Linked DNA regions of Mus musculus: region 2 is linked to region 1. A link is a loop called in an ENCODE intact Hi-C map of the cell type or tissue named here. Cell type or tissue: left cerebral cortex. All regions are shown on one strand.

Region 1 (8,000 bases):
GGAGACACCACATCCATCGGCCCTGCCTCTAAGTCCTCATTGTGTGTTGCCTTGGGGTTTTCATTCCAGAATAAGAAGATTAAAGAGATCCACCCTCCATGTGCTCAGAACTTATTCTACAAACGTTGTATTTTTCTGGTTACCAAATCAGCTTCATCACTTCAAGCCCAATTAGGACCTGGCCTCAGTCATCACAGCGGATCCTCAGTTTCCATCCTCGGTTCAGCAATGGTCCTTACCTCCCCTGAGTAATAGGTACCAGGCATGAAGACTTGCACTAGTTAACAGGAGAAGGGAAGGTAGCCAGAGGAGCATGCACAGGAAATGCCTGGGTTGCATGGCTTGCATGTGCACACATTCCACAGAGCACACACCAGTCTGCAGCCAGTGCTCCATGTTTGCCCTTCTCAAATCACCCATATGGAACTCTATAGAGGACCTTCAAGTTGGAGCTTGAAGGTTGGGCAAAAATCTGGTGTGAGAATATCCCAAGTGGAAATGGATATGCCGGAGGCAAAGGCAAGAGCTGTGCCCCAGACTCAGCCGAAACAGTTTGTGCAGGCAAGGAGGAGAAAGGAATCTTGATGGTGCAGGCTAAGGTGGAGAGAAACAATGTAACTGAACGCAAGAGGAAGGAGCTGGAGGTTCAGTTCAAAGGGAATGGGCAGCCACCGCAGGCTCCCAAGAGACGGGACAGCTTAAGAAGGATCTCCTGGAAAAAACAAGAGTATTTAAAAATTACTTATGTGCTAAGGGGATGCCAATCCTAACATCTGGGCTAAAACCCAAACTGAATATTTTAATTGAGAAGTCAAAATATTTGAAACCAGAACTCATAGAGAACACACCTTAAACCTCTTGCTCTAGATTCTTCCACATCAACACTTCCAAAAGCAGTAACGCATAGTATTCGTTCCAAAAAAAAGGAAGGCTGGCGTAACTAAAGCAAAACAACATGAGAGCGGAAGTTAGGAGGCCGAAGAAAGGGTTTTGAGCTTTAGAGTTCTTATTGCTATTACAGAAGACCCAGGTTCATTTCTCAGCTCCCACATGGTGGCTCACAATGGCTTACAACCTCAGTACCAGGGGATCTGATGCCCTCTTCTCTCCTCTTCAGGTACACAAGTTATGCAATACATACATCAGGCAAAACACTAAAAGATACACAAAAATAAAAAGTAATAAATAGTTTACCCGACTTCCTCTTGGAAGAAAGAGCCCTGAGCAGAGCCCATCAGCCCTTTGGAACAAAGAATTTGGGAAACTTAGGGCTAAAGTCACTTTTTCCTCCTCTTTAAGCCTTACCTGAACATCTCACACCATGGCAGTTCCCGAGACCCGTCCCAACCACACTATTTATATCAACAGTCTCAACGAGAAGATCAAGAAAGATGAGCTCAAGAAGTCCCCGTATGCCATCTTCTCCCAGTTTGGCCAGATCCTGGATATCCTGGTGTCTCAGAGCCTGAAGATGAGGGGCCAGTCCTTCGTCATCTTCAAGGAGGTCAGCAGCACCATCAACGCCCTGCGCTCCATGCAGGGCTTCCCCTTCTACGGCAAGCCCATGCATATCCAGTACGCAAAGACTGACTCGGACATCATTGCCAAGATGAAGGGCACCTTTGTGGAGAGAGATCGCAAACGAGAGAAGAGGAAGCCCAAGAGTCAGGAGAAACCTGCTGTCAAAAAAGGCTGTTCAGGGTGGGGCAGTGCCCCCGTGGTGGGTGCTGTCCAGCCTGTACCGGGCATGCCACCGATGCCTCAGGCACCCCGTGTTATGCACCACATGCCAGGACAGCCTCCCTACATGCGACCACCTGGCATGATCCTGCCACCAGGCCTCCCTCCTGGCCAGATCCCCTCTAGGGCCATGCCCCCACAGCAGCTCATACCTGGGCAGATGCCGCATGCGCAGCCTCTCTCCGAGAATCCACCCAATCACATCCTGTTCCTCACCAACCTGCCTGAGGAGACCAACGAGCTCATGCTCTCCATGCTTTTCACCCAGTTCCCTGGCTTCAAGGAGGTGCGTCTGGTCCCTGGGCGCCATGACATCGACTTCGTGGAGTTTGACAATGAAGTGCAGGCTGGAGCAGCACGAGATGTCCTGCAAGGCTTTAAGATCACACAGAACAATGCTATGAAGATCTCTTTTGCCAAGAAGTAGCACCTTCCCCTATGGAGTACCCCAGTCCCCTCCCCCATTCTTTGGCTCAGTCCCTGAAGGTAAGTCCCCCTTGGGGGCCTTCTCAGAGCCGTGTGAGTGTGTGGTTGCCACACAGCATTGTACCCAGAGTCTGTCCCCAGAAATTGCACCTGGCGCTGTTAGGTTGTGATTAAAGTGAGTTTTTGAGGTTTGGGTTTTTTTTGTTTTTTTTTTTTAAAGGTAATAAATACATAAAAAGTAAATGTTTTTTTTTAAATAGTAGCTAGCTATAGGCCAGAAATTAAATTATATATAAATATCCTATTCCTTAATCCTTTCAAAAATCTGTGTGGTAAACGTTATTAATATCTCCATTTTACAGATGATAATTTGAGGCAGGTGTTATGACTAAACTGTTTACAGTATATAGAAGGAACGCAGGTTCATCCTGCTCTCTCAAGTCAGAGTTCCTAACCATAGAAACCAGTATATGTTATAGCTTAGAAAGACCAAGTAAAATGAAATTCACCATTTTCTCTCCTACAGGCATGCTCAGGCTTGCCATTCATTCTCCCCGACCACCACCACTTCAGCTGAGATATACTGGACACACCAATAAGCAATCTAATACATTACCTCTCCCTCTATCACCTGCTTCAGGACAGGAGGCCTCATAGTGAACACCAGGAATCAGGGCAGAAGCAGAGAGATGAACGGAGGCATCAGAGTCATGGTGGCCTTCTCATCCAGAAGAAGAGGAAGGAGGCGGGGAGTAGCTGAGCTCAGGGAGTAGCTGAGCTTTCACTTACTTCTCCAGGCCATCAATCTTTGTCTGTCTTTGTGGCCAGGGCCAAGAATTCTTCCTATGATCCCAGACCAAAGGAGTCGTCCCAAAAAAATCCCAGACCAAAGGCCACGGAAAGGAACCAGACTGGCCATGGGCGGTTGGAGCAGGTGCTATTTGCTGTATACCGAGTAAAAGATGTCAGTATTTTAGTTACCAGTCCTAGAAATCATCACATTCTTGCTCTACTAAGCTTCTTGAACATCCCAAAGCCCATTTTTTCTGGATCTGTTTGGGTTGATAGGACCATTCTAGGATCTCAGCAGGACAGATCTCAGCATCTCCGTCTGGAATTCAAACAGTAAGTACAGGAGCTGCTTCTAGAAGATCTGATCCAGCACTCACAGGGTTACCACAAGAATGAGGTTCTTTCCAGAGCCAAGATTCGTCCCCACTGGTCTCACCGCCTTACAGGAAGCAGAGGTCATAAGGGGTCTTGCTGCCTTACAGGAAGCAAAGATCATAAGGGGTGTGAATTTCTACCCAGACTTGCCTCCTCATTTCTCAGTGGCACTCTCTCAGATAAGCGGTACCCACCTCACAAGCAGGATGTGAAGACCTAAGAGACAATTCCTCAGTGTCCTTCCTCCTCACACCCAACAGGAAGTGACCACTCACAGCTCTGACCCTTCTCTGAGCCAGCTCACCTTCACTGACCTCTCAGCTCCTTCACATCCCAAAGCATCAGTCTTAAACAACTTTCCCTCCTGAGAAGCATGGGGGAAAGAGAAGTAAGAAAGCCAGCCACAGACTGGGCTGAGATTGAAGGCCAGAAGCCTTATTCTGAGCAATAACTGAAAGCTAAGAAACAGGGATTGTGCCTGTCCTCTCAGCATCCACCCATCCCTTCAGTACCACCATCCCCAAGTGGGCCCCTATGTGTGGTGCTAAGCCTGGCTCCTCTGCTTAGAGATGAGCAGGTGGCCTGGGATGTCAATCAAACATTCTATCCTGTGGACCACAGTGATTAGTTCAGGGATGGACACATGACCTAAGCTTTTCAGTGGGATTCAATTTGGGTTTTTATGCAAATACAAGTAAAAAGTTTTCTTTTCAGTAGGCTTGAAGTTAGGAGTTTGTGAAGCTGAGGATTCAAGCTGGGGACCATCACATGGACAGAGTCTACACACGGTCCAACAGCAAGGATAATGGAGCTGAGATTAGAAATGGCAGCCTCCCAATAGCACTGCCTGAGTCCCTGAAGGCAGCCAAAGCAGACTATGAGTTACATGTGTGCTAAAGCAAACATATATACTTAACTAGTTAAGTGCATTACATAAACGCACATCTGAGTCACCACTGCACAATGTGTTGGGGAGGGGGGTAGGGACAAATGCTACTTATGCACAGGTGAGAAGAAAAATGTTAAAAACCTTTCATCAACAATTTTCTGATATAACAGAACTCCCCTTTGCAAATACACACACCATTGCAAACTGCCCTGACACATCCTACACACATACCCATGCCCCCTACACATATTATCCATGTCCCACATACACACATGTGCATACGTGTGCTACCTAACCATGTTGTACATCATCCATACCACACACATACACAGCTCCGGCTTTGGGTATCTCATTGCTTCCGTCCCAGTGCCAGGGCCCCACCCACAGTTCTCTTCCCAGCATCCCCCCCCCCGACTTGCTGCCTGCCATGCCTTCCTCTCCCTCAGCCATACAGAACAAAGCTGCTCTCTCAGAAAGCTGTCTGTGACTCATCCCATCCCATCCCTGCCAAGTTTCCATCACCAGTTGGCTATTTTATGCTTCCAGAAGGAATAATTTGCATTTGCACCCTGCATGGGTTTGTACATGTTTGAACATTTTTTAAGAGGCAGCATATTGAGGAGGGTGAGGAAGTTGGGCTGCGTTCAAATCCAGCTGCACCTTAATCTACTGTGAGAATCCTTATGATCCGTGGATTCCTTATCTGTGGGCCAGGGGATCTTACCACAAGCCTCCTTCCTTCCCTGGGAGCTCACAGAGAATGGAGGGATGGCTCCTTCAGTTGTGAAGATCAGAAGGACCTGCCAGTATATTATAATATTCTCAGACTTCTACCCCAGCCCTCTTGCCCAACCCACTGTCTAGGCCATTTCTTCTGTTTGTTGTACTGTTGGCTGTCCAGTAGTAACTGACTCAGACCCTACCCTCTGTGAGTTGAGAGCCTTGGGAGTTACCAACTCCCAGCCACCAGCAGTGTCAGAAGGCTGAATTTCAATCTTACATCTGTTTAGGTGGGTCCCTTGCAGTATGACACACTCAAGGAAGCCGGAAAGAGAAACTTTCAATGTTGGCCTTTAACAGACCTCACCCTTGGCTTTCCATGGAGGAGTTAGGAACTGCTAATCTAGACAGAGAAATATGCCAAATGATTTTTGCCTAAAGTGAGGTAATCACAGTGCTAACTGGACATATAAAGACATCAACAATCCATCACAAGGATTATGGGAGGGACCAGATCAACTGGTGTTCCCCAAGAAGACTGCAACAATGAGACAAGGTTTCTTTGTCTTCCATGCTAGAGAAGGGGCAGGCCAGATACAAAAAGTACGCAGCTGATAGACACTACGGGCTGAAATATGTCCAGTTAGCACTGTGATTACCTCGCCCTGCCCACTTCTCTGCTCAGAGGAGGTCACACAGAGAAAGGGAAGCAACTGAGCCCATCTGTGTAAAGAAATGTGACATTATGTCATATATAAGAACTGGGAGGGGGTTACTATCACAGTAGGTTTGGGTAAGAAAAGCAATGCTTGAACTGAGCCAGAAGTTGGAGGTTGGTGACCATGGATGGAACAGAAAGAAATATAAAATTAAAAGATGGCCTGTCTGTGGTAATTTGAATGAGAACAGCCCCACAGACCCCTAGGGACTGGCACTGTAAGGAGGTGTGGCCTTGTTGGAGTAGGTGTAGTGTTGTTGGAGGAAGTGTGTCACTGGGCTTTGAGGTCAGGCCTAGTGTCACTCTCTCTTCCTACTGCCTGCTGATCCAGATGTAGAACTCTGAGCCTCTTCTCCAGCACCATGTCTGCCTGCCTGCTGCCATGCTTCCTGCCATGCTGATAATGAACTGAACCTCTGAATTGCAAGTGAGCACCATTTAACTGCTTTCCTTTATAAGAGCTGCTGTGGTCCTGGAGTCTCTTCACAGCAATAGAAGCCCTAACTAAGACACTGTCTATACTGAAATTCATCTAATCTGCCAGGTAGAAATTAAGAGATGAGGAAAAGGGAAAGGACGTCAAACGCAATACAGGAGCAAAATTAAGTGAAGATTGGCAAGTAGATCATGATGACCAGAGCAGAGTCCAGTAAAGAGAAGGAGCAGAGGGTCCTGGCCCCTGGATGCTCCACTGAGAGGAACACACTTCATCCTGCAAGCAATGGCAGGAGCCCCTAAAAAAGGCCCCTGATGTGATCATGGGCAGATTCTTCCAATGGAAGAATCTGAGAAATAAAACAGCTAGGACTTCACAGAAGAAAGCATCCGAAAGGAGACAAGGAGCTGGCGGAGGAGACCTCGGAAAGAGCTCTCCTCTCAACTCACCTCCATAGCTAAAGCCACTCTGTCTCTTTCCTTCTTCTTTTACCTCACACGTGTTGATTCTTCTTGGAAGTCCTATCTAGATCACTCTTCTGGCCTCTCCTCTCTCTGTGAGCCCTAGGGAACCAGCAGCAATAGCATCATTTGAGGACTTGGTAGAGATGTAAGTTCTTGGGTCCAATATCGGGCCTGTTGGATTAGAAACTGTGCGGGTGAGACCAGTGATGCTGCTTCAGTGATCTCTCCATCATTCTGATTCTCAGTCAAGTCAGAGGACAACTTAGGTTTAGTTGGGAGGGAGGGGAACAGAGAGGGACAAAGAAGGAGCTGGAAATGTAGCTGAGTTTGTAGTTTTCTCCTAACATGCTTGAAGCCCTGGGTTCCATCTCCACACACTGAATTTGGTGGTACACACCTTTAATCCCAGCACTGAGGATACGAAGGCAAGAGGATCAGAAGTTCAAGGTCACCCTCCACTGTTTAGCAAGGTCAAGGTCGGCCAGGGACACATGAGAAACTGTGTCTTGTTCTGTTTTGCTTTTAAAGAAGAAGGGGTTTTTTTAAAGGAGGAAAGGAAAAGGCAGAAATGAAAAAGAAAGAAAACATGGTCCCAGCACAAAGCAGTTGAATCAAAATTTCCAAGCATAGCCCGTGGTGAGAGATTTATAATGTGTACTCCGGTCTGAAAAACCTGCTGACCTAGTGCAGGTACTTTTCTGACTTTAATGGTCCCCCATGAACCCCTGGGGACCTTGTTAAAGGTGGAAATGCAGATGATTCTACTTTTCTGACTAGGAACTAGCTGTGCCACTGGTCTGAAGACCCCAGTGCACTTGGTCGTAATCTCACTGAGTCTGAGACAGTTGGAGGTCTTGCTTTCATACACCTTCTCCAGAAGTCCCTGACTTAGTGTCCATCTCAGACGAGAGTTTGGTTCTTGCCTCCCCTTGTGGGTAGAAATGTCCAGGGAAGAACCACCTCCTGCTCCCCCTCCCTCTTCACTCATCCTGAGACAGTCTGCCCACATTCTTGCTTCCTATCTCCTGGGACCATCATCCACAAAACCTGTAAGAGCATTCCCACCTGGCACTTGTCTAGCTGGTAGCTCTGAACCGAAACCTACAAGCCCACATATATTTCTGTCAACTTTCATCTTAGTGGTTTCAAACCCCATGCTAGCCTGCCATAATCACTTTGAACCATTCTACATCTTGGTGGTAGAGTTTTCTTAGCCAGTTCTCTATTATCCACGAATTCAAAAACCATTGTATGAGGTCTGCGGTAATTACACAACCCTGGACTGGGGACTCAGAAGGGAGGCTCGGCCTTAATTTGACTATAAGAAGGTCTGCAACTTCTCTGGTCCTCACCGTGCAGACTCTGTGGTTCAAATGTCTACAAATCATAAACCATTTAAGCATTTAGGATGTAAACGCAAACATCTTAGTTTAAAACCTT
Region 2 (8,000 bases), 1.0 Mb before region 1:
ACTGCAGACTCAGGCTTGGCGTGTCCCTAGGGCAGAGTGTCTAATAGGAGCCATGGGTATTTTTAGTCTCACGTGTGCAGGCGCAGGACAGGGTGAGCTGGGTAGGAATGACTAATAAGCCATGGTCCTTATCAAGTTGGGAAAGATGACATGAGGGCTGGAAAGCACAGGCTGGGACTTTTCATGGGTCTTGTTTTTTTTGGAGAACTCTCTTTACATAATTCACATGGAAAGATTGGGGTCAGGGTGATTATAGATAGCCCTGGCTGCAGAAACCTGGAAATGGTGTATGCTCAGTGCCTGCAACTCACCAGCTCCTCTATACAGGCCTGCCCTGCCCTGGTGGAGAAGAGTGGGGGGCAGGAACTGTTGTTGGTTCAGACTAGGGTCCTTCAAAAGACCAACATCAGAGGTTTTCTGCGTGGTCCAAGCAAGCACAGGCGAGGGCTGAGTGGTGTCACCCGTTATTATGAGTTTACAGATGAAGAGAGGCTAGGTCAAAGAGGTCCAGGGACCAGTTAAGGTCACCCACCTGGGAAGCGGCAGAGCTGGTGTGCACCTTCTCAGCTCAGATGAGCACGTACCACTGCTTTCTCGTAGCAACAGCTGGCTGTGTCTAGGATGCCTTGCTCATTTTCTTTAGCCCGCAAACATTTGCTCTGCCAACTCTGTGTCAAAGACTGCATGACTGGATTGGGCAGGGAGGGTGATACCATGCCTGCTCTCAAGGACCTCTGGATTTACTGAGGCCTCTCATAGGAGTGTCAGCCTAGCTGAACCTCCATGTGGCTGGAATCCAAGCTCACCCTGGGGAGAAGTCTGGTTGGCTGGTGTCCAGACTTAGGTGCTGAGCCTGAGGACAGCAGCATCTCCACTGGTACGTTCAGTTATCCGTCTCCAGGGCAACTTTTGAGGGCTGGGAAGGTGTCTGGGGAAGGGCAAGTGTGCTCTCCACCCATGCCTGTGCTCTGAGCTTTGTGGTACATGGAGCCTGGGGCAGGGACCAATAAGTGAGGTCTTGGGCAAAACTGCAAATGGAGGCAGCATCCACACCCACCACCCACCACCGTCAGTCACCACCACCCCAAGTTTGTGCTGTGACAGCAATGGCAAACAGGATGTGACAAGGATTGAGGTGAAAGTATTAGAGAGAGTTCCTTGAAGCCTTCTTGTCTTGGCCCAAAGCCAACTTGGCATGTGACTGCAGCCATCTGTTTCTCCATCCTCCTATCCCTCCTCTTCAATACTTGGGTACCACATATTCGCATCTATCCATTTCACTTAGCTGTTAATGTACCCATCCCTACATCTCTATGTAGACACAGGTCCTCAACCCATCTGCCAGTTCTATCCTTGTATCCATTCTATCTAACCCAATCCATTCACCCACACATTCATCATCTGTCCATCTGTCCTCCATCCCCATCCAATCACAACCCCTTCATTCCATCTGGAACCAGACATTATGTTCTAGGTCTGCGTTGGATGCCTGGGAACACAAAGATGAATGAGTCCCTCTCTGTAGTTGACCTAGAAAATTGTGTGCAGCTCCACTTAGAAAGGCAACAGAGCTTATTGGGGCCTCAGAGGCTCACTGAGGATCTGGATGGAGTGAAATAGAGGCGGATGAGGGGGGATTAATTAGGATGCTCAGGACTCTCTGGAAGGATTGAGATGGGGAAGAAAGGAAGGCAGGCAGGCAGGAAGGAAGGATGGAAGGCAGGCAGGCAAGAAGGTTTGAGAAGAGTGTCAGTTATGGCCTGAGCATTTGTGTTCTTTCAACTCCTAATCATATATTGAAATCCTAATCATCAGTGTGATAGTGATGGCAGGTGGGTCTTTGGAAGATGATTCAGTTATGAATGGTATTAGTATCCTTAGCAAACTATCCCAGATGAGCGTGTAAGGACAGAAGGAGAAAGTGCCATCTCTAACACAGGAAGTAGGCCTTCCAGATGGTAAATTTTCTGAGATCCTGATCTTTGACGTCTCAGTTTCTAGAACTATGAGAATTTTTCCCCCCTAATATATAGGCTTCCCAGTTAATGGTATTTTGTTATAGCCGTTATGACTAGAAAAGGAGAAACATGTTTTGGGGCTTGCTCTATGCGGCGCCCTGTGCCAGGTGCTTTTACTTGGTCTTGAATGTTTTCCAACAGACGTTTCAAGTAGCTAACACATTTCGCTCATGGAGCAGGGCTCAGAGAAGTCGTTGTGGAATGTGCACAGATGTGTGAAGAACAGTACTGGGTTGCACAGGCTTGCTAATATAGGACACCAGAATGAGGGTTTGAGACAAACATCTAGGGCAGATGGAAAACATGCTACCTGGCAGGAACTTCTGGACTGCACTGCTCAGGGTAGATATAGAGAGGAACCAAGGAGTCTACCGGCTCAAGCAGCACCATATGGGAAGGAGGTTAGAGAGCACGCATAGCTGTTGGAGTCCAGTACCTGATTGTTCCATGTTGGCCATGGCATTGGAACACCCCTTCGTGGTTGCAGCAGACCCAGAGATCAGCTAGACTGTCGCTGCCTGGAACATACCAGCTGATGTTGGGTCAGATCTGGGGGCATCCACACAACAGCTTCAATATCTACCCTTGCTTTTCTGACTGTGGATGTCCTCCTGTGGGTGGGGTGGGAAGGAGAAGGGCAGGGCCTCCTCCTACCTCCCTTGCACGAGACTGTCACTCAGGCCTCCACCAAGACCTGAGCCTAGGTCATAGCTTTCTGCTGACACATGATTCCTGAATTTTCTAGGTTCATACCTAATTTTTATTGCTTGATCCCCAAACTATCTCCAGTCATTCAAATAAGTATCTAAGGGTCAACGATTGACATCCTCTGTCCTGAAGCTAAGTATTTCCAAATGGTCAGGTAGGTAGCCCAAGAAACTACAGGCTTCGGGACCATATCAGGGTAAAGGCTGGGATAAGGTGCAGTTGCATTTGTACGGACAGGTGCCTTCTCACAGCCGTAGAGACGGTTCTACTGGGGCTGTGGTGGAAGCTGGGAGAGGGAGGAGTGTCAATGCTAATGAGTGGGTTTTAAATTGGATACACCTCACCCACTCCAGGCCTGCTACTACCCATCCCCAAACCACAAATCTTCAATTCTCTGAGTTCAATTCTTTAAACCTACGTGTTTTACTTTTGCCCATTCTGAGCGGAATTAGGGTAAAGCAAGAGAGGTGCCTACACATGGGTGGGTTCTTGGTCTGATAGACTCATTCCTGATGTACAAGCTCCCCAGGGGAGCCAGGAGGGGAGATGTAGGAAAGGGGAATGAAAGGCCCGAGTTACCTCAGCTGTCGCGTCCTTCCGCCCCAGCTCGCCCCTCAGCATGGCCGGCCACCCACCTGCCAGCTCAGCTGTCCTCCTTGCTCACCGTGTAATCCCTGCCAGGAAGAGAGGAGGGAAACATGAGCCGGGGTTGCACCCACTGTATCCTGCCATCCTGTCCTTCCTCCAACTAGGAGGGGGGTGACTAGGGTGGGGACAGGGGAGGACAGGCCTGGGGAAGAGCTCCCAGGCCCAACTGCCTCTGGCTGCTGCAGGGCAGGCAGCTCGTAGGGTGTGGGTGCATGGCAGCTGCAGGACCCAAGCCTTCCTCCTGGAGGCTGCACATCGGTCCACTTGGCCTCCTGCAGCTCACACTTGCGAGGTGGGGCCAGCCCAGTGGTTCTCAATTATCCCCTTTGCACCTCTGTATCAGGGGGGCTCCTGATAGGGGCTTTTGCTTTGTATCCTACAAGATTTCTTTGGATTCCTACAAGACCATCTAGGAAGGACAAGGTGGAAGTATCTGCATTTCCAGGCTAGTTGCAGCCTCAGCCTTCTTGGGTAAACCAGGAGCATCTTACTCACTGCCCACATAGATGAGAGATAGGAAGAGGAGCATATGCCTTGTATTGAATAGGGCATGGGTGACATCAGACTGTCCTTGAACCTGGGGCAGGACTGCAGGGGGATGGCAGGCGTGCGGCCACAGATGCTCACCTTCCCCTCAGAGCATCTACTGTGTGGATATGGGAAGAACAGGGGTGCAAGCAGGCCACACAGCAGCATCTCCCTTTGGTATCTCAGGTGTACTAGAGTGCAGGAGTGTGTGTCAGGGATTTGTAACAGGGCCCTTTCTAGAGATGATCCTGCCTGTCTGTTTATGTTTTAGAGAACAAGTGTTCTGGTGTATGATAGGTATTGCTTTATGGCAATTCACATGTGCGTGTGTGTGTGATGTATGTGTGTGTGTGTGTGTGTGTGTGTGTGTGATGTATGTGTGTGTGATATGTGTATATGTGTACCTACATGGGTGCAGCTAGGCTACCTGAACTTCAGGACCCTTCAGGTGGTGGGGGCACAGCTAGAGCCATGGCGGGGTGAGGGTACCAGCTTCTCACTGGATACTGCAGTGTTCTTTAGGGCTTGCCCTCAGGGCACCTAAACAAGGCCACTCTAGCTCCGCCATGCAGGTCCAGGAGAAATCAGGCAGGGGCTTGGGGGTATTTGAGCAGCCTGGTTTCATCTCTTATGTTCCGATATGGGAGGCTGGTGATAGGACACAGGCCCAGGGCATCGCAACTACTGTGGCCATGGGTCACAGATGATTGTTGCCTCCAGGTGCTTCCTCTGGGCCTGGCAAGGCCTACTGGGTACAAAACTTCCCACTGTCCTTCTTTAGCCCACTCCTGGCTTCTGGCCCCTACAGCAGCCATTGCGCAAGCAAGGCAGGGAGCTGGCCACTCACAGGGTTACCCAAGGCAGGCCGAGATTAGACAGGGCCAGGCCCTGAATCACTGGTGACAGTGACTTGTTTGTGGCAGGACCGTTTGCACTCCCCAGGTGGTCTCTGACAAGCTGCCACCGAGGGAGGAGCCTCAGTGATGACAGGGGCCTCTGGCCAAAGCCTAATGGCCATCTGTTCCCAGTCACCAGCCTGGAAGCCTCCAGGGAGGGAGGAGACAGGGAAGGGACAGGGAAACTCAGAGACACAGGGAGAAAGACACACACAGAGCAGGAAGACAGATCCATGGATAGGCTCAGGAAGAGCAGAGAGGGAGAGAAGTGGGGAGGAAGAAGAGGAAAGGAGAAGGGAGAGAGGAGAGAGGGAGGATGAAGGAGAGAGGGAGAGAGAGGGGAGAGGGAGAGGGAGAGGAAGAAGAGAGGGAGAGAAGATAGAGGGAGAGGGAGGGGAGAGGGATGCGGTAGTGAGTGAGAAGGAGAAAGAGCTGACAGGGGTCCTGAAATAGGAGTAGGGAGAGAAAGATAAAGGGACAGAATCAGAGAATGAGACATGCAGACAGAGAGTGATGGAGATAGGAGAGAGATCCTTAAGATGAGAGGCAGAGGTCACTTGGGCAGAGAGGCCAAGAATCCTCTGAGACAGGTGAAGAGTGGGCTGCATTCTGTGGTGGGGGTGGGCTGGGGTAGCCCTGCTCTCAGCACGCCCCCTGGTGGAAAGGATGCTCTCGAACTCATCCCTTCTGCCTCAGCACGCCAAGCGACTATGTCACGTGGCAGCCTCTACCCGCAGGCACCAGCAATCAGCCAGTGGTTGTCAGGTGTTGATGGGCAGCAGAATCAGTTCTAGCATCTAAGCTGTGCTCTAGAATCTGACTCTAGTCGGGCTGAGGCCAGGAGCCTGCATGGACAGCGTGCTCCTAGAAGGCTCTGTGGGAAGGGAGGGATAGAACTACCGGTAGATACACCCCACTCCCTCACCAGGATTGGTCCTCCCTCCCTCCCTCCCTCCTTCCTTCCTTCCTTCAAGCCTTCTCATCCCAACCTGTGAAGTCCCTGAGTAGGTGAGGGTTGGGCTGGAGCCAGAGCAAGGAGGGATCTGAATTGAGTTCTTCAATGAGTGGGCAGCTTCTCCATCATTTGTTTCATTCGTCTGCAACCACCAGAATGGGATGGGATGCGGGATGCTCTCTCTGCCCTTGCACAGGCAGGTGGGCAGCATCACCTTAGAGGTCTTGACTCAGTCCCAGTACTATGTGCAGTGGGGTAGGTCAGCGACAGCACATGTTTGCTGGACTCTGCTGAGCCTTGCTTTGTTTCATTCTCTTAAGTAGACCATGGATCATTATTGAGCCAACCTCAGAGGTGAAGCAGTGAGGGCCAGAGATGACAGGTAACATGGCCAAGGTCTCAGAGAAAATAAACAGCAGAATTCAGGTCTGTCTGACCCTAAAACCTACGTTCTCTATTCTCTTCTCCATCTCTGCCTCTCTAAGTGGCTCTGTTACATCCCAGGCTAAGAGTCCAAATCCAGCTTCTAGCCCAGGCAGTCACCTTCCCATTAAATCCCAGCTAAAGGTGTTCTGTGAGCTGCTGGCAGTTAGACATTGTAGGCATCCTTCCTGTTAGGGCCTGAGGCAAATTCCTATGCTAATACTTTTTGAGAGAAATGGAGGGAGGGGAGAGAGAGAGAGAGAGAGAGAGAGAGAGAGAGGAGAAACTGCATTTCAGTGAGCCTGAGGTCCTGAGTAGAGGCATTACAGGAGGCACAGCACTAACATCCAGCTCTTTAATATGTGGTAGTTTCCACACAAAAACTTATGAGCTGTGGGTTAAAATGGTGTCCTGCATCTGGCCTGCCACAGGGCTAGGGCTGCTTGTGGAGGTGGACACGGGAAGTTTGACTGCAAAGGTGTCAGGCTGTGAGAAGACTCAGGACCCAGCTCCAGGGGTGGGGAAGCACAGTCTGAGGTCTCTGCATGGAGGCCGAGGACGGCACTGCAGATGTTGCTGAGTGCTGAGAATGGAGTGTGGGTCTGCGCTTGGTTTGGTGGCGTTCATGTCTGGGAGGCAGGGAGACCTTCCGAGAGATTAGACAAAGCTCTTTAGAGGAAGACCTGCTCCATTGCTCTAGCATGGTGCATCTGGATGAGAAGAGGCAGTTCATAGTTTTAAGGCGTTTATTGTAGAAAGGCAGAGAAAGGGAGAGAGTAGAGCAGTAGAGGCCGGCCATGGCCACGTGGAGAGAGAGGGGAAGGGAAGGCAGATAGGGAGCAAGGGAGCAAGAGCAAGAGAATAAGAGAGCGAGGAGGGCGCAAACAGCCCCTTTTATAGTGGGCCAGGCCTACCTGGTTGTTGCTGGGTAACTGTGGGGAGGAGCATACCTGGTTGTTGCCAGGTAACTGTGGGGGTGGAGTCCAGACAGAATACCAGGAGCTTGGGATGTTGCCCTATGTGACTGATGGCCACAGAATTACGGAGCTAGCGCCTCGAGCATGGCAAACTTCCTTCTGTCCCTTGCAGAGTTATCTGCTGGGACTCCAGGGTTTAAACCTAGCTCAACTAGAAAACAGTCTGCCTTTCACGGTCCCACAACGAGCATTGTTTTAGTTTGGGTTTCTATTGCTATGATGAAATATCATGACCAAAGCAACTCGGGGAGGAAAGAATTGAGTCAACCCATGCTTCTACATCCCAGTTCATCATCAAGGGAAGACAGGACCGGAACTCAAGCAGGGCCTGCTGTAGAGGCCATGGAGAGTACAGCTTATTGGCTTGCTCCTCGTGGCTTGCTTAGCCCGCTTATAGCATGTAGGACTACCAGCCTAGGGATAGCACCACCCACAGTGGGCTGGGCCCTTCCCTCATCAGTTACTAATTAAGAAAATGCCTTATAGCTGGATCTTATGGAGGCACCTCATTAAGGTGCCCTCCTCTCAGATAACTCTAGTGCGTGTCAAGTTGACCTAACATTATTCAGGACAATCCTCTCCACTACTATCTCTACCACCACCACCATCACGACCACCACCACCACCACCACCACCACCACCACCACCACCACCACCACTATCCTTCATCACCTGTACCATCCGTTCCTCTGCACCATCTCTAACATCTTCCCCTCTCACATACTACATGCCCACCCCCAAAAAATGTCTACATACCAAAGCAGTAAGAAGATAAAGGGACGAGGAGTGGTGTAGGTAGAGGAACACAAGTCACAGATTTGGTGAAGAAACCTTCCTTCTTCATCGG

What was found. Peaks named below come from ENCODE experiments on the same cell type or tissue, not always from the same donor. Only the 100,000 strongest peaks of a DNase experiment are listed, where the experiment ranks them.
Region 2: it touches region 1 in a loop (5-fold over the local background); 2 of 42 quality-filtered maps call a loop at or near these places.

Annotation. Positions count from the first base shown.
Region 1 is chr9:101,442,664-101,450,663 of GRCm38, reverse strand. It overlaps the pseudogene Gm5161. Among named protein-coding and RNA genes, the nearest start is that of Gm24638, 54 kb to the right of the region's middle. In left cerebral cortex, no CTCF peak of the experiment used is centred here; DNase peaks (open chromatin) are centred at 4,165 and 4,741; H3K27ac peaks cover 1,665 bases.
Region 2 is chr9:102,490,072-102,498,071 of GRCm38, reverse strand. No RefSeq gene overlaps it. Among named protein-coding and RNA genes, the nearest start is that of Ky, 12 kb to the left of the region's middle. In left cerebral cortex, a CTCF peak has its summit at 5,467 (motif pointing left); DNase peaks (open chromatin) are centred at 1,346, 2,188, 3,402 and 5,809; H3K27ac peaks cover 1,108 bases.